Regions from separate parts of the Mus musculus genome. Here region 1 is linked to region 2. A link is a loop called in an ENCODE intact Hi-C map of the cell type or tissue named here. Cell type or tissue: heart. All regions are shown on one strand. Links, peaks and the distances in the headings refer to the core of each region. The heading gives the core; the rest is flanking DNA.

Evidence for each region. A loop is a pair of places that touch in the nucleus more often than their neighbours do. Peaks named below come from ENCODE experiments on the same cell type or tissue, not always from the same donor. Only the 100,000 strongest peaks of a DNase experiment are listed, where the experiment ranks them.
Region 1: a loop joins it to region 2, with 2.8 times the contacts of the local background. A loop is called at or near these places in 3 of 42 quality-filtered maps.

Annotation. Positions count from the first base shown.
Region 1 is chr10:85,333,699-85,342,038 of GRCm38, forward strand. It overlaps Gm34712 (a long non-coding RNA gene), which reads right to left. Exons shown (of 3, transcript XR_380648.3): 2 at 2,975-3,092. Gm40730 (a long non-coding RNA gene) reads left to right here and starts at 5,315. Exons shown (of 2, transcript XR_871919.1): 1 at 5,315-5,351; 2 at 5,872-6,254. In heart, for the core only: no CTCF peak of the experiment used is centred there; no DNase peak of the experiment used is centred there.
Region 2 is chr10:85,217,819-85,226,158 of GRCm38, forward strand. No RefSeq gene overlaps it. Among named protein-coding and RNA genes, the nearest start is that of Cry1, 37 kb to the left of the region's middle. In heart, for the core only: no CTCF peak of the experiment used is centred there; no DNase peak of the experiment used is centred there; H3K27me3 peaks cover 1,273 bases.

The DNA of each region.
Region 1 (8,340 bases), core at 128-8,127, 120 kb after region 2:
ACAGACAGGATGAGCACTTATCTTCCTTCACTCAACGCTCCCTCCATCCATGGAGCTCATCCAGACAATGGTGAAGGGGAAGGAGGAAGAAGGAGGGAGGAAGAAAGGGAAGGAGGGAGGTGAGGAGGGAGAATACAGTATTATTTCCATGGGTGCTGTGATGGTTTGAAAATGCTTGGCCCAGGGACTGGCAATAATGGGAGGTGTGGCACTGTTAAAGGAAATGTGTCACTGGGGATGGGCTTTGGGGTTTCAGAAGTTCAAGCCAGGCCCAGTGTCACTCTCTCTTCCTAATGCCTGCAGATCTCAGCTATGTCTCCAGTACCATGTCTGCTTTTTATGCTTCCTGCCCTGACATTAATGTGTAAGCCAATCCCAATTAAATGTTTCCTTATATGAATTGCTTGTGGTCATGCCTCTTCACAGCAGTAAAACTCTAAGACAGACCCCAACCCTGCAATGTGACAGCATTTAAAGGGAGAGCCCTTGGTAGGTAATCATGAACAGAATTAGTGTGCTTATATAAAAGACGTTGGCTTCATACTTCCCACTATATGAAGTCTGAGCGAGGAGAAGCCGACTTTCATCAGTTTCTGAACCTACTGAGGCTTTCTTTAGTCTGTTCAGCTTTTAGAGTGGTAAGAAATAAATTTTTTCCAAGACTATGGTTGGTTTGCCTATGGTCGATTTTTTTTTTATGGCACACACACACACACACAGACACACAGACTTCATGGTCCTTCCTCTCTATAGTATTATGGAATACTCTAGAAAGTTGTTATGGGAAATATTAAAAAAGAACGGCAAGTTTCCGTGCTACACCCAACTACTCTCAGCCCCAGGAGGACTGAGAGTAGGAGCCAAGGGGTAGAGGCTGGGAGAACAGATTGGCCACGGGGGGTGGGGGGAGAAAGAATTCTTAAGGGAGTTCAACTGGGCAATGCAAGCCCTAACTGCAAGTATTAGTTGGGATCATGGCTGGGAGGGAACCAGATTTGCTTAGGGCTTAATATAAATCAATTGACTGCCCAGATACTGAAGGGAAGCCATAAAATAAGTCTTGGATTCTCTGTGTGGTTACTGGGAATTAGCTAGGATAAGGAAATGCAGCTGCTGGATTAATTTACTATTTAGATATATATTAGAAATAATTCATTTTACAGCCACTAGCCACACTAAGTTGTAGAGCTATAAAGACACTCTGTCAAAGTGTACAGATCACCAGAAGACCCTCTTTTCTCCTCCTCAGCCAGGCCTGTTCAGGACCCAAATTTACAATATTACGCTGTGGTCTTTCTACTTTTCATGGTACCCCAGGATTCCAACTCATCTCTGAGAACAGCGGACTTTGCCTATAGACTCTGTAATTCCATAAAGATCCAGAGAGGGAGCAAGTGTCCCGTTTTTGCAAGCACTGCAATGAGTGATTTTCTAGGGATTGTGGGGAGGGAGGGTAGGCGGGAGAGCAGGTGTGTGGGTGGGGTGGGTGAGGAAGGCAGTTCTTAGACTAGGGACCATAAACTGAAGGGAGGGCAGTGCCTCCATGACCCTTGGTTGGGTTACATTTGCCTTCCCAACTGTGTTGGCTTTGGTATAACATAGTGGTAGGTGATGATGCTGGTAGCCTAGCATGAATGAGCATTGTTCATACCCTCAAGTCCTAGGAGACTGAATCCTTTGACACTGAACACTCACAAGAAGAAATAAAACAATTTAATTTCACTTAAAATCTAAAAGAAGTGAAAATTATTGAATTTAGTGAGCCTCAATTCAGGAGACATTTTTACAGTCCTGTTTGTGGTGGAACAGGCAGGATATGTACAGAACTTTCACTGCAGACCGAAGATGCCTATCTTAAGAAAAGAGCTCGTCTCCATCGGACGTCTCCATCGGAGCTGTAAGCTGGGTGAGCCATTGCTTGCTCAGAGCACCATTTCCGCTCGCAGGAACAGCAGGCACAGAAAGCACTGGGACACTCACTGGGGTATTTGCCATCTGGTTTTTTTTTTTTTTTTTTTTTTTTTTTGAGAATGTATAAGGGCTCCTGCCACTTCCAAGGGACATTTTGTCCCCAGTAGTTTTGTTGCCAACAACCAAATTTAGTTTTCAAGCAGAAACTGGAATTATATAAAATCTGCATCTGGAGTTATGATCCTGGAGCTTCACGTTCTCTAATGATGTTCTGGTGTCAGATGAATGTCATCTGGGGCTAAAATGATAAGACATGTCAATTTGGAAGATACAGCCAAGTGAACTGATACTTCCAAAAGACAGATCAATATATGATGTTACAATGAGTAAAAGATTCATCTGCACAGGAGGGAATCTAAAGAATTTTAATGTAACAAAGAATAAAGGCACATGACACATTTGGATTCATAGATATCCTTAATTTTTTTGCTATCATGTTTGTCAAGTTTTGGTGCAATATCAAAGAATTTCCATAGCCTGGAAACACACACACACACACACACACACACACACACACACACACACACACACACACACACGAGTCGTCCTTTTTATTGTGAGTCAGATCCTTCTATCTGAACTCAAAGAAAGACAAAGCAATAGCATAAAAGCAGAGACATGTACTAGAATACAGCTGTTGGTGGTATTGGTGGTATGAGACTACCACCCTCTCTGTAGCAAAAACATATTTCTGTTTCTTTTAATATGTTAGAAAGGAAGTATTTTAATGTTCTAAGTTTATTTTCTGTCTTTAACATTTAGTGTATGCATGTGCTTATATATGCACCACAGCCTGTGTAGGGAGATAAGGAGGTCAGAGGGCAACTTGTGTTGTCAGTTTTGGGTGCAGCCATGACTAGTGAAAGATGGCGAGAGCCATGGAGCCCCCGGCAGCGGTGGGACGCAGCCCAGCAATGCTGAGCCTGATGCTGTTCTCGCCTCTGTCTGTCTTTCTCCTTGGGTTTCTGATCTCTCCGTGTTGCACTCGTGGGGTCTTCCTCACCTTGGAGTAAGGTCGTCCGTACTCCTCCTCCAGAGTCTTCATCACCATGGAGATTGTAAGAAGCACAGAAAAGTTGGATAATCCCCGAGTTCTCCTGGCACTCCTGCCCCTAAGCAAGCTGAGAAACAATAGATTCGGCAACAGAACAGATTACAGGTTTCTTCTATATGTAGTCTACAGGACGCTGCCCTCAGATAACAAAAATAACACAATTAGTTTGCCTAAAACAGACTTTGATAGTATAGAGAGATGGCATAAAATTAATATAAAAGAAATATAAGAATTTACCAATCATAAGGAGACTGGCTCACATAAAGTTACAGTGAGGTCTTTTAACTAAAAAACACAGAGAAAACAAGTGAAGAGACCAAGCAACCCTGCAGCCTGGGAGAGAGAGCTTCCGAGCTTTGAAACCAGGCTAACTCACAAGCTGTACCTCCAGCATGGTGCCTTGTTCAAGGACTGGGAACTTGCTGAAATTGATTCCAACATTTTCCTATCTCTTTAATGTTCCACTCTCCTGAAGACTAAGATGTCCTACGCCATAAATGCTCACATAGTCTAAAATGATCTGAGATTGATAATGCCTATCTTCTGTGCACTTGGAACACTGCCTGGGAATAAAACAAGATGATCCGTATGTCCTCTGAAACCATAAGTTTGACTTTTTTGTGGAATCTGTATAAATAAACATTCTGGCCGCAGGTCAACCAGAGATGCAAGGTTCACCCAGCCATGGTCTCTGACTCAATGATCCATTGCTCCCCTCCAGTTGCTCCGTGTCTCCTCTGCTAGGTCCTGTCTGACTGCTAGGATTGGCTCCCAGCAAGTATTTTTCTGTTATGGGAAATCTTGGGATAGACCCTGGGGAGTCAACTTGGCAGCAAGTTTCTATGCCTGCTAAGCCATCTTTTTGACCCTTTTAGTTTTGAATACTGTGAATATACATACATACATACATACATACATACATACATACATACATACATACATATATATAATCTTTTTGAACTTATCCATAACTTTGAAGAATAAAAGTGGGCCTTGTGACAAAAAAAAAAAAAAAAAAAAAAAACTGGCTGTCATGTTAAGACAGGGAAACATTGAGCTCTGTGCTGTAGGGAAAGGGAATTTTCCCTTCTCAATACAGCAGGCAGAGCGCCACAACCCCCTCCCTGTTTTAAAGTACAGGAGTTTCTGTTAAGAAGTCCTGGGTGGATATCTGACTCTAGATCTCTTTAGATATTTGGGTATCAGTAACTTTGATTCATTGCCTTAGCTATTCATTCAAGGAGCTAGGAAGCTTCTGTCTAATATCTTGTTAAGTAATATCTAGTAGTTTGGTAACATATTTTTTCCACCTTTGTGAGAGAGTAATTTCATCTCATGGCACAGATATGGCCTTACTATAAAATACATATTGCCAATATTGATCAGGCAGAGAGCAGAGGCTGAGAGGGGGCGTAGATTTTTGAAAAGAAGAAAGACTTTTATTACAGTCATGGCTTTCCTATTTATAGAGTAACTGGGCAAATTACCTAATCTTTAAAATCACATTTTCTGTAGAAGTTGGATAAAAATACATGCCTTCCTGTTGATTATTTATTTAAATCGTGTTGTAACGAATAGCCAATGGAATGGTCTGTTCTTGTTCTCGTTATCGCTGTTAGTGGTGGAGAAAGTTAGAATCCTCTGAGACAGACAGCCCAGCTTGCTTTTGGAGTTCTTGATGGCAGCATCTCTACATTCTTTCTACAAAGAGACTGAGTGGCAGAGAGCAGCAGAGCCACTTGAGAAGATGGTTGTCTAGCATCCTCTTCTTCATGCCACCCCGAGAAGAGGAAATGCTTCCACCAGGTTCAATGGCATACATCTTCCTTTGGCCTTTCCCTTATCTAGTTCTTGAAATGGACCACGATTGACCTCACTCCCAAGCCCACCACGGGAATCACATCTCACTAACAGTGGGAAAATAAACAGCTGGCTACATTTTATAAAGTAAGGATTCACCAAATAAAAGGCTGTGGGGATGTGCAGGGACTTTTCTCGTGAGTATTCTAACTCTTTTTTAAGAGCAGGGATCCAGGAGGGGATTTTTATGGAATGACGTGAGAAAATGGTGTGTTTCCTCATGCTGCTAAAATGGAAGCCTTGGGTCCTTTTCGTAGCGGAGGCGGGCAGGTTAATGTGTTGGGGGGATGTGGCTCGTGCATCTCAGCAGCTGGCTCAATTACCTCCTGTTCATGCTGCGCTTTGGGGCTTGGAACACGCGCCTGGTGGAATTTTAACCTTGGTGGAGGACTTTGTTCTTCCACGTGGCTGCCTGCTTTTAGCCTTCCTATTTCCGGTACTTCTCAAAAGGGGGGATGCTGGCACGGTGGGTAGGAGGACATCACCCCATGTGTTTTCTTGTAAAAACAAGGGAAATGAAATGAGGCAGGGAAGATGATAAGATACGAGGAGCTCTGGGGATAATAAGAATGAACTGGGGAGAAGAATATCAATAATGACGTGCTCTGGTGGGAGGTCGGCTTGATTACAAATTACTTGACTGGAAGTAACAGAAAATCACTCAAGTAAAATGTGTATTTATTTAATATAAGGCAGAAGCTATACCTCATGGGCCCCAAAGGTTTAAGGAACCCCAGAGAAGTGAAAAGGTATTAAATTCAGTTTTCTTGTTTTAAATTCTTAAATGCTGTGTATACTGTATAATCTTAAACAAACCACTTGTCCCTCGGGTCACTACTTTTCTTCCCCATAAAGAATAGAAAGCAAGAGAATGTAGACTTTTGGGTTATTATGCTATTTAAATGAATGGTTATATGGAGATTAGACAAGTGCTTAACATAGTCAAGCCTTTAATAGATGGTAATCATTCGGTATTTGTGTAATAGCTACCTAATTTCAGACCAGCTCTCCTGCCAAGGACAACGGAAAAAGCTGGTTGGAATAATACTTCAGAAAACTACCGAGGCTGTAAAGATGCAAGAGCCCAAGATCTCAGAAAGAAGGGAAGCAAGGACTGAGGAGCCTGACTGGCCTTTACCTGCAAGCACACCTTGGCAGTCAAGCATCGTCTGGGATCCCAGAGAACTGAACAGCAAGGATGATCAAGTAAAAGCCCGATGACTACTTCCAGTAGACTCATGAGGCTGCAGGGATCAGAAAGGAGTAAGGGTCTGCCAAAGGGAAGGAGCCAAGGTGTTTGTTTGTTCCTTGATGTTTGAGCTGCACTGTGAGACCCTATGTCAAAAATAAAGTTCAGAAATATGGCTTAGCTAGGAGTCCGTTTTTCTTCATAAAGGCTGGAGCCTGGTTTTCAGTGCAGGCCATCACTGACTTAACAAGTTTGTCTGTTTGCCTTTCCCTGGCTACTTAACCTCTGGAGGAAGACAGCACTGCCTGGAGCTTTACATGCAGCTGGAGGTCCATCTACAGTTGCCAGACTCACACATGCTCAATCACACGGAAACAAACACAGGGAATTTTAAATTGGTAAGTGAAGATTCCAGAACTTGCAACGCCTGGGGTTCTATTGAGTTTCAATATGTGGAGTCTCGTGATCAGGTTACAAAGAGCTGAAAGGGTTAATGAGTTGATGAATTTGTCAGGAGCAAGCACATAGACTAAGAGAGCATGAAAACATGGGGAAAAAATGAAAATGAAGTTAGGAATCTAGGAGAGATGAGGGATGGACAGTAAAACTGCGCACACAGGTGCGTGGAATCCCAGAAGAACAAGACAGAGAAAGGAGGAAGCCAGTATGTGGAAAAGCAGTGATGGGGTTCCCCTAAACTGATAAAAGACATTACTCAACTGGCTCGAGCTTGGTAGAAGATAGATGGAAAACATAAATATATGGGTACATTGAGTGTTCAAGATAACAATATATTTTAAACCTTTATTGGCATATAGTCACTGTACATAATGGTGGGGAGGTTTTTTGTTTGTTTGTTTGGCTGATTGGTTAGTTTTGTTTTTTTGACACAGGGTTTCTCTGTGTAGCCCTGGCTGTCCTCGCACTCATTCTATAGACCAGGCTGGCCTCGAACTCCCTTTTCTCCCTCTCCCCACTCTTCACAATCATTTTCCCAGACAAACTTCTAGTTTCCTGTCCCATATACACACATTTTTGTATATCTCATAAATAGAACATATGAAGCGTACGGTTTTTGTCTTTTTGTCTGATGTAACTCTCTTAATATGATGAGATCCAGTAAAACAATACAGTTTGAAGCTTTTCATTGTACCTAACAGTGTTACATAAGGATATTCGCATACTTGTGGATCCTCTAAGCTCATTGGCCAGCCAACCCAGATGAACTGAAAAGCTCTGGATTCAATATGAGACTCTGTTCCCCCAAACATAGAGGAAACAGATGAGAGAGTCACCCAGTATCAATCTCTGGCTTCCACAGGCACATGTAGACACACAGATACACCTACACCGAACACACAGAAGCTGGCATAGTTATTATTAACATTCAATAGTGCAGACTTTTAGGGAAGAATTTATAGCAACATAAGGAAGTATTTCAGAATGGTAAAAGGCCAGTGCACAATAAATTATAAATTTGTGCATTTTTACGGACTGTGAAGAAACATCTCAAAATGAAGAAAGCAGGGAAAGAATTAAAAAGAACAGACAAATCCATATGCATGGCTGGGGACTTTAACTTTCTCAGTCACAGGTAGAACAAGGATAGGGAAGCCAGCATGATTATGAAGTGGCCTAGTTGATATATATAGAACATGAGATCCAACAACCACAGCGAAAACCCTTCCTGCATACAGTCTCAACAAGTTTCAAAGGATGGACACAAAGAACTGCGCTCTCTGCCACAGAGGAACTCAGCCAGAAATAAATAACAATGCTCAAGTAGGACATGGCTAAGTATCTGGAAATTAAACAATCAACTTTCAAATGACCAAAGACAAATCTGAAGATTTTCAGGACGGAAAAGTTTTATGAAAACAGACATATCTAACTTGGTGGGGAAAGGAGCTTAAAGGGAGAGCGGGGAGCTTGAAATGTTTATATGGGGGGGGGGAATAAAAAAAAAATCCTAACTCAATTATTGTATTAGCTCCCATGGTTTGAACATTTCCTTCAAATCTCATGTTGAAATCCAGTTGCCAGAATGCCACTAGGAGGTAGGGGCTGATGAGATCACAAGAGTTCACATCATCGTGGGTTAATGCCATCACCACAGGAGCTACATAAGAAGAGAGTAGGTTGTTGTAGAGGTAAGTTTGGGGCTGGGGTGATGGTTCAGGGGTTAAAACACCGTACTGCTCTTGGGAAGGAACTGAGTTCTGTTCCCAGCACCCATATTGGGAGGCTCACAACCTCCTATAATTTC
Region 2 (8,340 bases), core at 252-8,251:
TGTGTGCTGCTGATTCACCAAAGAACCTGGAGAGTCCTTCTCAGGCCTAAGCAATTCTCCTGGACACTGCCAGTCGGGCAGGTTAAGTGGGAAAGGCATAATTAGATTCCATTGGAAATTCCTGTCTCGTAATACTTCACTTGTGAAGGGTTAATATATGATGTCTACAGCTGGGCTTTATAATGTTCTTAAAGGGACAGGCCCTCACATTTACTTGTTAGTGAGACTACGCTAACGTTTCTGGAAAACAAATTTCTACTGTGCAGTTCTTGGTGATGTACCTATCCCCCATCAACGAAGCCAAGGAGTCAATAAAAGCTATTGCCATCAAACAAGTCATAAGTCTCCTTTCTAGAAGTCACTTCCGTTCTAGGTTGACCTCTCATTGCTGTTCTGACTTCATTACAAGGTCACTTCCCTACGTGTCATTTTTAGCAGTTCGAGAGTCTTGCGCGCGCTCGACTGGCCAGGAAGAACTACGCTGCAACAGGATCCTTCTGCACACGTTTATTGGGAGAGCTTGATTGTAGAGGCGAAAAGACCCCGAGCCCAGAACTGGTACTGCTTATATAGGCCTAGGAGAGGTGTGTCTCACATCTGATTGGTTAACTTGTCTCTCATCTTGGCAAAAGAACCTTCACTGTCTATGTATGTGTGGTGGCCAGCAGTAGCCAACTGCCACTCTGCAACTGCCACTCTGCAACGGCTTCCCACAGGAGAGGAACATGGTGGTGATTAAAACCGGATCCTTGGGGGATATTTGCTCATTTCCTTCACAGCTCCTCCTTTTGCCTGAATTCCATCCAAGAAATTGCTCCATAGGGAAAGCCAATGTGCACCAAACTTGAGCTCTCCCAGCTCCATAGAGAGAGGATGTGACAGAGCCCAAAGGGCCCCTCCATGGGGCTGACAGTGTTCACACTCTGTCCCCGATCTCATTTCCAACCAAGCCTTTAGTAACAATTTACAAGAGGGCCTTCTTTAAAACATGCACATATTTATGACACTGCAAATGGAAGGGGAAAATACAGTGGAGTTTAGATCGAAATGCTTTTCTTGAGTTCTGAGGAGTAATCATTGCTGTATTTCTAGTGCTCAGAGCTGGGAAGCCACTTCAAACAATTCCTGTGTGTGTAGGAGTGCTTGCCTGCATATGTATTATAGCACATGCGTGCTTGGTGCCTGCGGAGACCAGAGGTGGGCACTGGAGTTACAAACAGTTATGAGTTGCCACATGGATTCTGGGAATGGAACCTGAGTCCTCTGCATTGATTGCTGTCAATCACGGATGCATTGCACCAACCCCTTCATCTTCATTTATAAAAGCCACAGATCTCTGGCTACCATTGTGATTTTATCTAGGAAATGAGGAGAATGAGGACCAGAGGGAACCAATGGACTGGCTGTGAGTCACAGACAATTTCAAACAGAGCTGGGGCATGTGATGTTCCCAGAAAAAAAAAATGCTGCACCTGTGTTAAACGTTCTATAAGTCTGATGGAGTCATTGTGAAGAGTTGGAATGTTGCAAGTCCAGAGCCAAAATTATTGTGATCCGTCTTAGAGCTCTAAAGAAGCATCCATTGTCCACCTCTTTGTGTGATCCAACACCTTTTGTGACTGCTAGATAAGTCCTTAGGATGTACTAACAGATGCCACTGGGTAGCATCTAAGGCCTTTAGAAGATATTTCTCTGCTTTGCTCTAACCCACCTACCTATGGTCCCTACCACCACGTCTGTTAAATTCCTTGGTTTATGACGTCCTTTGTTCTGTAACAAATACAGTCTCATGTGACCACTTCCACAGTAGAATATGGCATCTGGGGGGTAGCCTGAGTCTGTGTTCCTGAACTGTGGTCACTCATACTTGGTTCATAATGGCCATGTCTTATTCCCTTTGTGGTAAGGGTATGGTCTTTTTGCATTGGTGGACAAAGCTGTCAGTCTCCCAGTCTAACTCAGTGCCGTTTCTACTATGTCATTCTGGCCTTTGAATGTCCTTGTCAGTGTTGACTGAAGAATCTGACATTTGGGTCATTATTGTTAATAGCTATCACCACGTTGGAGGCCTCCCAAGAACTCTTGCTGCTTCCTCCGTCCTGACGGCTTACCCAGGAAAGTGTTCTTATTTTCCCATCTTATGATTGCGAAGACGGAGCAACAGAGGACAAATAATTTCCCTTGCATCTTAAAGGATAGTGATGTAGAGCTGAGATTTAAATTCAGTTCTCTCTGATTTACTCACAATGCAAACTCATACACTTAAGATCATTGGAATTCCCCAGAGCCATCTTTTCTTGGAAAAGAGTATCTAATAGCATCTTTTAAGGCTGCTGGCCTTAAATGATCTTGCGTGATATGAGTAACATTGTTACCAGGATCTCAGTCTCTTCGAATGCCTTTTCCCTGCCTGGGTCACAGTGGAGTCAGGTGTAATCCTTTTTACTTAGGCCCCTCCCCTCTTCGTTACTAACCTCCTTATGTGTGTTTCACACAAAATTCTTCGATTAATTTGGGGGATAAACTGGCAGCACCAGGGAATCAAAACAGTAATTTTAGCACCCTGGAGGGGTAGCTGCTGAGGACATCATGTGGCAAGCCAGGGATGGTTGGGCAAGACAAGAGCGTGGAGCCCGTGTGGGCTGTTTCCTTCCTTAACCCCCCAGATCCAGGCAGGCAAAACATCTCATAAACAATCTCTTCCATGGGCTTCGCTGCCAGCTCGGAATGGGCTTGGAGTCTATTTGGCTTGCTTTTTAAAGAGGGTGTGAGTGAAACGCTGTCGTTTAAAACTGACCAGAACCCGTGCTATGAGAACAGGTGGACCTGAATTTGGAGCAAATTAAAGGTGAGGCTGAGTTTCAAAGCAAACACAACTGGAGAGCTTGTTTGACTTTAGAAAAATGTTCAATTACCCTTGGGATTCCTTAAAGCGGGATGTCCCTCGCTGCAATTAAAATGTAAATCTCCCTATTTAATTTTGGCTAGCACACATGACCCTTCAAGAATATGCTTGCCTTACCAAGTCAAGGAAGCTTTGTAAAGCAGAAGACAGATTTTCAGCAAAAGACCTGTTGTTTCTTATAAAAACTAAGGCCCAGAAAGCGCTTCTTCCTATTTTTTAATGGTAAAGCTACAATAGAAACCTCATTCATGAGAGAGATCTTGTTTTGAAGTATCATGTAAGACTCTTTTCTAAAACACACTGAGGTTGGTCGAGAACAGGTGCTTGTACAAGCCGAGGCTAGGCGTTGCTGCAAAACCCTGCACCAGTAGGTGGCGCTCTAAGAAAGAGATTACCTTACGGCAAAGGCCAACACCTTGGGGCTTGAAAGCAAAACTGCACTCCTCTCCTGTCTCTTTTTGAAGGCAAAGGCTTTGCTCGCCTCCTTGGAGAGTCTCAGGTTCCCTGCCCTGACTGTCCATCTCTGCAGCGTTATTCGCGCAGATCGGTACCCACAATAACATTTCTTTTAGAACTGTGGGGTAGGGAAGTGAGGCCACACCTGTTATGTAAGACCTTAGCTTGCAGCCTCTGATTCCCGAATCACAGAATGTATTAGCTATTTCGTCGTGTTAAATGAGGATGCTGAGACTGAAATGGAGAATCCAGACTGCCTATCTCCTTGCTTCAGGTTGCGTGCCTCCCAGCTTTTGGGTACGATGTTAGGAGCTTATGGAGGAGGAAATGATGGCAGCCACGTGTGGGGACAGAACGGCTTGTTTTAAAACGGACTGTTTTCCTCTGATTTTCTTTTTCCTCTGCTCTTCTAGTCGTGTCCTCCTAGCAGAACAGATGACAAATGTTAGCTAGTGAGTCTGTCTTAGGTTTCATTTCTGCCAAACTGCCATTTCCCTGATCAGCCACACTTGCTTGTATATAAACCCTGTATCGTGGATTCCCGTGTGCTTGGAAGCACTCCAGGAGGGAAGGGCATGGAAATGAACAAAGCAGACTCTGGCTCTTATAAAGGAAGGAGAAAATAAGTAAGCCAAGCATTTAGCACGTGAATGATGATTACCAGGGAGAAAACCCAACAGCAGCAAAGCAAAGAGAGCTACAGTGTTCAGAACAGCAGCAACTGGGTCAGAGAGAGGCTCATTGAGAGGGCCACCTAGTGATGAGGAAACTCTGAATTTAGAAACAGTAGGGAGACTACTAGATACTACTTGTGTGCGTGCACATGCGCGAGTGTGTGCATGAGTGTGTGCACGCGTGCTTATGAGTGTGCATGTGTGTTCACGTATGTGTGAGTGTATGTGTGCCTGTGTATGCACATGTGTGTCCCCACCTGTACCAATGCTTCTGCCGAGGGAGGCTCATGTCAAGCATGTCACGTTTCAGACTCTTTCATTCTGCCTGGATGCCAGCAATCAAGTCCCAGATGTTTCTGTCTCTCCTTTCCTAGGGAGATTAATCCATCCATCCCCTTTCCATGACTTTATCTCCATCCTCTGTGGTTATATGAACCATCACTTGCTTACGGAAGACTTAATAGCTAACAGTTACATATAACCAACTACAAGCCATATTTATCTTCCTGGGTCTGGGTTACCTCACTCAGGATGATAATTTTCTAGTTCTATCCATTTACCTGTGAATTTCAAGATTTCATTTTTTTTAATGGCTGAGTAATACTCCATTGTGTAAATTTACCACATTTTCTTTATCCATTATTCTGTTGAGGGGCATCTGGGCTGTTTCCAGTTTTGGGCTATGATAAATAGAGCAGCACTACACATGGCTGAACATGTGTCTCTGTTGTAGAATGAAGCATTCTTTGGGTATATGCCCAAGAGTGACAAGCTGGGATCTTGAGGTGGACCTATTCCCAGCTTCCTGAAAACTGCCATACTGATTTTCATAAGGCCTGTTCAACTTCACACTTCCACCAGCAACGAATGGATTTCTTCCACATCCTTGACAACATAAGCTGCCATTTGCTTTATTGTTGATGGCCATGCTGACTGGTGTAAGATGAGATCCCAAGGTAGATTGTTTTAACACTTCTCTGATAACTAAGGATATTGAATATTTCTTTAAGTGATTCCCAGTCATTCGAATTTCCTCTTTTGAGAATCCTCTGTTTAGATCTATACCCCATTTTTAAATTGGACTGTTTGCTTTCTTGATATCCATTTTTTTAGTTCTTTATATATTTTAGATATTGGCCCTCAATCCTATGCTTAGTTAGTAAAAACTTTACCCATTCCATAACTTGCTGCTTTTTGTCCAAATGATGATGTCTTTGCCATACAGAAGCTCCACAGACCTGTTTTGAAGCTCAAATCTGTGATAAGGTATATGGGATGGATCCAGTTCTTTTCAATGTGATACCATTCTGAAGTTTTATTTTTCTCATTCGATGCTTCCAACTATGCTATGTCATATTCCTTTCCCCCTGGGAAGGGCTCCTTCAGTGACTTCTTGGGTAGATTTAATAACTTTCTAGTTGCCTAGGTGATGTGGATACTCTTGTTTCAAAGTGTACATGACTGTTCCTTTCCATGACCCCATTGTCAGACTTGATTGACAGTTCTGTTCTTGGTCCCACACAGATGACTTTCTCTGTAGCCCCAGTGAGGTTGGAGTGGAGGGCCAGAGATGACCCTGAGACAACCTATTTTTTATTCCAGGGATCCTGGGCACATGCCTCATCTCTTCCCTTCGGCTCAGCCCGATTCTATCTAATGATAGTGGCAATCTCCTTGCAAGCACCGTGTAGTCTTTTCTATGTGGATGGCCACTCTCAGTTTTCATCCTTTAGGACCACGCCCCCTGGTTAACCTGGCCTAGAGGCCCTTAGAATGCCTGCTCAACTGTTTATGTTTATGTTGGTACCTCAGCTTTTTCCAAAGTCTTGTGTACCACTCTAGGGCCTCAGAGGACTGGGATAAATGGAGGCTTGTTCTGTCTTCTTCCTAGTCATATCGTAGTGTACTGTGGGCATTTTGTCTTCCTGTGGTTCTTCTACCAAGATGCTTCCCTTTAGTTATAGTAAGTAAGCAGTGTCCTTTTACCAAAGATCCTGAAATCTAAGGCTACACCCATGAAGCATCCTCTATTCCCCCCAGAATAGAGAGAGAAACAAAAAGGTTGATGTGCCATTTCTAGGTCTCTAGAACATTCTTCAAGAGGTCTTACCACATTATGCTTGCCTCGAGAGAAAAACAGAGTATTAGAGATTAAAAAAAAATCCAAGTCATTAGAGAAGGGGATGCCCTTCTTGTTGGGACAAGATAACAAGAATGTTATAGCCAGGGTGGTGGTTTAAATAGCAGAGGTTTAAATTTCACAGCCCTGGAAGTTAGAAGTTTGAGGTTAGTGTCCCAGCGTGTTTGGGGGTCCAGCGAGGACCATCTTTCGGGCTTACAGAGTGCTACCTTCTTAAGGTGTTTGGATCGCTTCCTGTTTTGTGAGGCTATGAATCCCATCAACAGGACCCTATCTTCATGGCATCTTTTAACCTGTTATCTTCTGAACACCCCATCTCCAACACCCACTACGTTGGAAGTTAGGGCTTGAACATAGGGCTCTGGGGAACACTGTTCATCCAGTCTGTGTCACTTAATGTTACAAAGGGGTTCCTGGCATATGGAAAGTGACATTTTCTTACCAATATACTGAACTACAATAATATCTTTTCTCCCTTACAGTAATATACTTTTCATACCATATATCTGATGTGAGGGGTGATTAGTTATAGATGAGGTATATGTGCTGCCTAGGGCCCTTTCAGAAATCCCTGCATGGGTGCCAATGAGCTCAATGTCTAGTAGCTCCTAGAAAGTTCCTTGAACTTAAAAATTTGGGCTGTCCAATGTTTTTTGGCTTTCAGCTTTGGACCTCAGCTTCTGGAAAACAACTTGAGCAACAACGTCATCTTGGAGTCTAGCTGCATGTTAGAAAGAACTTTCTATTACAAATGCACATTTTCACTCTTCTGCAGTGGCTAGGCAACGAGAATTAGCACAGTGAAGATGAAAAGTTTTATAATCCTGGATTATGGAAATAAACTGCAAAACAAATATACAATCTAGTGAGAGGTAGGGAACCTGGAAAATCACAGCTTCGACTGAATGCTCTGGGAAGCCATCGCTGAAAAGATGAGGTTTGAGCTATGACGAAAGTGGCAATATGGTGGGAGCAGAGAGCTTGGGAAGGCATATGTGAGTGTGTTGGCTTTCAGGAGGAACAGCAGATCTGTGTGGTCAGAGTTCAGGGAGGCAGGAAGTGAGGGCGTGGACGTGTGCAGGGTTTAAAGGCTATCTCAACAAGGGATTTTGTTTTAATGTACAAAGCGTGATAGCCATTCTTGATTGTCACCTTGATTGTCACCTTGGCTATATCTGGAATGAGCTCTAGCCCGGAAACGGAGAGCACATCTATGAGAGATTTTCTGCTTGGCTAGAATTGGGTAGTCCACTTCTAGTGTGGACCTTTGTGGTAGGAAGACACATACCTTTGATCTGGATCTTGAGGTGGAAAGACACATGCCTTTAATATGGTCCATACCTTCTGCTGGAAGTCTATGGAAGGACATAGAAGAAGGGCGGTTTTGTTTCTCACCTGCTTTCCCTCACCTTGCTAGCACGTCCATTCCTTCACTGACACTGGAGACGGCTTCTTTGGGATTCCAGTGGATACAGAAGAGCAGCTGAGACATCAGGTCTTATGAGACTGAGTGCCTACTAGACCCTCGGGCTTTCCATCCACAGCAGCAAACCACTGTTGGATTTGGTGGACTGCAGTCTTTTATTCCAATAAACCATGTGTGTGTGTGTGTGTGTGTGTGTGTGTATTCATGTATTCATTCTGTAAGTCCTGTGACTCTAGACACCTAACTAATACCTAAAGAAAGTCCACTGTAACTTTTTAAGGCACATAGGAGTTTCACTGACTAGCTTATCCTATAAAAGGTCTCCCTCCATAAATAAGGAGAACTGGCTGTGACGAGATATGATGCATTGAATGGTGGCCCGCATTCTAATCCCTGGAAGCTGTAAATGTGAACGTAGCTTTCAAGAAGCTTCTCTGCAGACATAGATAAGAAATTCAAAATGAGATAACGCTGGATCAGCCGATGGCTTCCAAATCCGGTAAAAAGTGTTCTTATAAAAGCCAGAAGAGGTGCCACATGGGGGAGAAGTCACTGAGAAGGTGAAGGCAGAGACTGGCATGGTGCTGTCACAGTTTAGGGATGCTTGGAATCACTAGATCTGATGATTAGTGTTTGTCAGCTTATCACAAACCAGAGAGTCATCTAGGAACAGGGAACCCCAGTGGAAGAATGTGCGTCATTAAGTTGGCCTGTTGGCCTGTCTGTGGAACACTATCAT